Linked DNA regions of Homo sapiens: region 1 is linked to region 2. A link is a loop called in an ENCODE intact Hi-C map of the cell type or tissue named here. Cell type or tissue: dorsolateral prefrontal cortex. All regions are shown on one strand.

Region 1 (2,500 bases), 530 kb after region 2:
TATTTATATTTTTTATTCTACCCTGAGCCTTAACCATTGATATCCCCCTTCCCAACAATGGTGATACTTACCTCTCTCATTTCTACCCACAGTCCTCATCCTGCTGGGGCTTGGAGCTGTCTAAATAAAGTAGATCTCGGGATGTCCTCATTCCTATCAAGGAGTAAGAAAGAGAGAGGAATCACCCACCCAAGTTTCAAAATAACAGAGGATGAGAGAAGCAGTCAGGAAAATGTGATCCTGTATATATCCCATGGAGATATTATTGAATGTAAAATTCCTTACATTTATTCACTCATTTTTTTCAGCAAATGTTTTTTGAGTACTTATTTTACCCCAAGCACTATGTCAGACTCTGAATAAGGGTTAGGAATATCAGACATTTACGTGTGCCAAGCAATGTGCGAAGCACATTTAACCTTCAAAATAACACAAGGAAGTAGGTATGATAACCCCCATTTTAAAATAAGGATCCGTGGTCAGTCAAGTTAACAGGTTGCTTAAGTTCACACAGTTGATAAAGTGACTCTACTACAGTCTCGTGCTTCTCATGTTATGATCAAGCACATTGTGCATTAAGGAAACTTTTATTATTTGTTTGGGGAAACTGAACAAATTATTTATTATTTCTAACAGGGTGGATAGACTTTCGAACAACCAATATACAATCCGCCTGTTGGTAATTTAGGAAGCGTTTCTAGCCTGCTTGTTTTAGGGTTATTGTTATTCATTTACATGTTATAATCTCCTTCTTATCTAAATATTGTATTTGAAATCCAAATACACAGACACACACACACACTCTTTTTTAGTATAAGAGTAATTACAACCCCATATTGAAAAAAGGAAAAATGCTACAACAGAAGCCATTGAATTAAACTCAGAAGTGGGTTATGTAGAGAAAACAAGCCAGTTGCAACGTATCCCCATCTTAAGTTTTCTAATTTTTCTAGCCATGAAATGATCTTTCTAGATACTCTTGCCGTGGCTACGTACAACTGCAGGAAACAGGGTCTTATCTCAGAAACACAAATCATATAAACCTCTAGAATGTGTCTGGGGGATTCTACTGCATCTGTTTTTCCTTCCTTCAATCACAGATGCCTAGCCTCTACCCTGGGCCAATTAAAGGGGATACTTTCAAAAGACACTCTGAAAGCTGAGGGACAGAAAATTTAAATGCATTCGCTCAGCAGGGCACATTCAACTGTGTTTGGGCTCCCCCTAGCTGCATGGAACCAGATTCTCATTGCTTAAGCAGTTCAGCTGAATGCTTAACCTCAAAAGGCTGCGTGCAACAGAGCAAAGATTTTATCTCCTCTGTCTCCCTGGTTTACTCTTCTGAATACACTGTTGTTATTGCATTCAGTTGCGGAGACCGGAGAGCATATTAAGTAGTCCTGGTCAGAAGAGGGAACTCAAGTCAGAGAAAGAAAAGGCAAATGTTATTGTGGGGATTGTTTTAGCGATGCTTTATGAATGTCTACAAAGATAACATCAATTTCCCTTGTCAATACCTTTATTGGTTTTTTTCCCCCAAAGGGAGTGGGCTGAATGTGCTCACTTATTAAACCACCTCGGTCTCACATATAACTGCCACTGTTTTTACATGTAACGTCAATTCATCCTTGTGTAAGGAGTCAGACCGGGTGGAGGGAGTTTGACAGGAAGAGCCACATCATCCACGGCAAAAGCAGCTACCTGGCAGCTGTGGAGAAAGATGTCCCAAAGGCCTTCCCACACATCCAGAGCTACTGCCAAGCAAGAGGAGCTTTAGGAATGAGAAAATTAGAGATGTTTTAGCTTTTGTCTGCCTTACCAAAGCCTACTGTTACTGTTGCTACTGCAAGACAACAGAAGACATCCCCAAGCGGCTTCCAGCATCCCCAAAGCTCTGCCTTAGGGGCTCTGACATTTCAGTGGGTTTTTTTTTCTGTCTTATGTACTGTCGTTGCACTTGGGGAATTACAAAGAGCCAAACAGATGTAGCATAATATATTGGTTAAAGTCATCCATATTGTTATCTATGGAGCGCTGCTGCCTAGGTAGAATGGAGCCACCTATTGTCTCTTTCAATGGAATTAAATGAAGTCTTTGAGTCTACAAGTATTAATTCAGTACTTGGTAGGTTCAAGGAATAGTTCTGGGAACCAGAACACTGGAAATCATTCAGATGCCAGCTCTGCAGGCAAGGACCTCACCATCTATTGGAGGAGGGCGAGCTCCTACACAAGTGAGGGCACGGCCAGGCAGGGTAGGACTTGGCAGGTAATAGAAACAGGGTGTTATGAGGGTGTGGGTGAGGAACAAACCTGTTGCCTGTGATGGAGATTGGGTCAGGAGAGAGGTGCCAGGGGCAACTTCTCAGGATGAATAACATTTGAAGAGAAACAGGCAGAATAGACAGGGTTTTGAGAAGCCAGAAAAGGGATCATAGGGCATTCTGGGAAGAAGGAACATTGCAAAGAGAGAAGTGGAGGTAAGAATGTTAATGGAGCAC
Region 2 (2,500 bases):
CTCAGTGAAGAGATTACTTCCACTACTGGAGAGGAAACTGACTTTCTCAGCTTCCCCTTCAGCTGTGGCATAAGCTACATTTTGAGACCTACATTTTGGGAAGAAAATACCCCAGGGCCACTGGCTATGCTTAAGACACTTTGAGAAGCAAGTGGTACAAGTTCTCTCTCTGGAAGCAGACTTTTTTTTTTTCCTGCTCAGAACCAATTCTAAGGTGGTTTGGGGCATTTTCTTTTCCCGTAACCTTGAGCCTTGTTCTCCAGTTCTGTCATTAATTCTGTGAACTACTGAATTTATTTTTAATACATCACCATATCTTATCCTTCAAGGCCTACTTTAAGTTTCATCACCTACTTTTTTCAGACCACTTGAATATACATATCCTCAGAAGTTCAAAAGTACTCATTTTTTTGGTCAATTAGATTGGTAATTCTTAATTGTATCCTGTTTTTTTGTATTGTTATTTAACTAAGCAATTAGACTTTTAGCTCTGCAGGACGAGTTGTTTCCCATGGAATCTAGTAGAATGTTTTTATTCATTTATGCCTGAACTCTTTAAAAAAGGACCTATATCACTTATTGATCAGAACAATGAAAACACGTCTTCAATCAGAAAAAGAGGCAATCCTTGTGAAACTCCCAAGTACACTTTTTGAATTGATGGATCCATTTGTTACACTCTTCAAAAAGTTTCAACGCTGCCCTCAGCTCTTGCTATCTCATTTCGGTCTTTTGACCCTTAAGTCTTAGTTATTCCTTATGACATGGTAAAGATTGGACAGTAAAACTAATTGTGACAGTACTCAACAGAGAAAAGCCTGTAATGAATAGCATCAGGGAGACCTTGTGAAGAATTGCACTTTAAACATAAAAGGTTGCAGATGAATTGAAGAAAGGAAAAAAATATGAAAAAAAGGAAAAATTACTCCAGGGAACCTATTAAAGAAAATACACTTATATAACTTGACTTATTGAAAAGAGTAGCTGGATATGATTTTTCAAATAGGTATAAACACTTAAATGCAAATAAAATTAAACCGAATAAAATAGAAAAATTATTTTACTCAGCACAAGGGGGCAGAGTTAGCTCTTATGGAGAAATAAAGTGTCCTCAATAAACAGCCAATGGATTAAAATGGAATCTCTTCGCAAACTGGAAGACTAGAGTAGTGAAAAAACAGCACTGTGAAATTCCACACCACCTTTGCCTTGTACATTCCCTTGCCCTCCATTATCAGAATTCTCAGACCACCCCCACAAAGAAATTATTTCTGATCCTGATTTACAGCAGGGGAGTCTGAGGTACCTAGAGATTATTATCTGACTAAATTTGTATAAAAGTAGATCCATGATTTTCTGACCGTAAAGTTCACCATTCGTACAAAAGAATAATCTGCCTTTCTCAGATGGGTGTCTAGAGACAACGGATTGTGTAGCTATGATCCTTGCCCTATAAGAGTTAGCCACTTAATGCAGAGGGCAGAACAAACATACAAAAAAGCCTCTATTATCCATGCACTAGGAAGAAAGTAGCTTAACTGGCACACATGGAAGAAGCTATATGTCTACCCTTACATCTATATCTCTGTGCATGTTTATTAATTTAATACACCTATGCAAACATACCTGACTAATAGGATTAGTCTGGAATGTTTCCCAAAAAATGAACTTTGAATATAATTTTAGAAGACAGTGAGAGACACAGTGAGATCAGAGCCAATTCATCCTCCCAAAGTAGGAGAGCAGTATTGTTCAGCCAGGCATTTTACCCCATAGCATCTTATCTCACTGTTTTGCCATCACTGCCATAAGGGCTCCAAGGAGGTAAGGAAGCTTACCCAGTGCTCCTGATTTCAGATTATGCCCTTAAATCCACTGAGGTTCATTATCCCTAACGCTTGTTCCTAACTCCTTCACATCTTTTCATATTTTTGTTTCTACTTGAATTTAAAAATTTATTAATATAAGAAGACTAGATTCTCCTGTGCACCAACCTACAGAGCTTTAGTGCTTGCATTCTAAGGAGTCCTGCAGCAACACTCCCATCTATTGAAGCATGTCCACTGATATACAATGTACTTTGTTTTAAAATGTGGTTTCCTTCAACATTTTTCAAGCCCTGAAGACAACCTACGAGCATCCACTGAGACTTAGCAGCTGACTCGTTTCACTCACTTTTGATGTGGGGTCGAGTTTAACTTGAGCTACAGACAGTCATACTGGAATGCAACAGCATTTTATTGCAAAATGGATTGTTTTGAATGGTTTATAAGGCTTTATACCAGGTAAAGCAGAAAAGCAGAAAATGAGATGGATCATATCATCCATGAGAGGCAGTGAGTTATCATACTTCCATGGTGAGATGCCTCTGTCCTCTCAATCTCACCCTAAATCCTCTTCCCTTTCCACTCCTTTCCATACACATATACCAGAAGAACAATTTTTCCTTCCACAAAGAAGGAGGGCCTTAAGACCTTTAGGGAAAGGGTCAGCATACCAG

What was found. A loop is a pair of places that touch in the nucleus more often than their neighbours do. Peaks named below come from ENCODE experiments on the same cell type or tissue, not always from the same donor. Only the 100,000 strongest peaks of a DNase experiment are listed, where the experiment ranks them.
Region 1: it touches region 2 in a loop (3-fold over the local background); 4 of 110 quality-filtered maps call a loop at or near these places.

The regions. Positions count from the first base shown.
Region 1 is chr3:117,018,030-117,020,529 of GRCh38, reverse strand. The region is part of intron 1 of LOC124909415 (a long non-coding RNA gene); the gene reads left to right. Among named protein-coding and RNA genes, the nearest start is that of LINC00901, 98 kb to the right of the region's middle. In dorsolateral prefrontal cortex, CTCF peaks have their summits at 1,016 and 1,225; DNase peaks (open chromatin) are centred at 1,239 and 1,702; H3K4me3 peaks cover 799 bases; H3K27ac peaks cover 2,076 bases.
Region 2 is chr3:117,548,486-117,550,985 of GRCh38, reverse strand. No RefSeq gene overlaps it. Among named protein-coding and RNA genes, the nearest start is that of LINC02024, 140 kb to the left of the region's middle. In dorsolateral prefrontal cortex, a CTCF peak has its summit at 1,089 (motif pointing right); no DNase peak of the experiment used is centred here.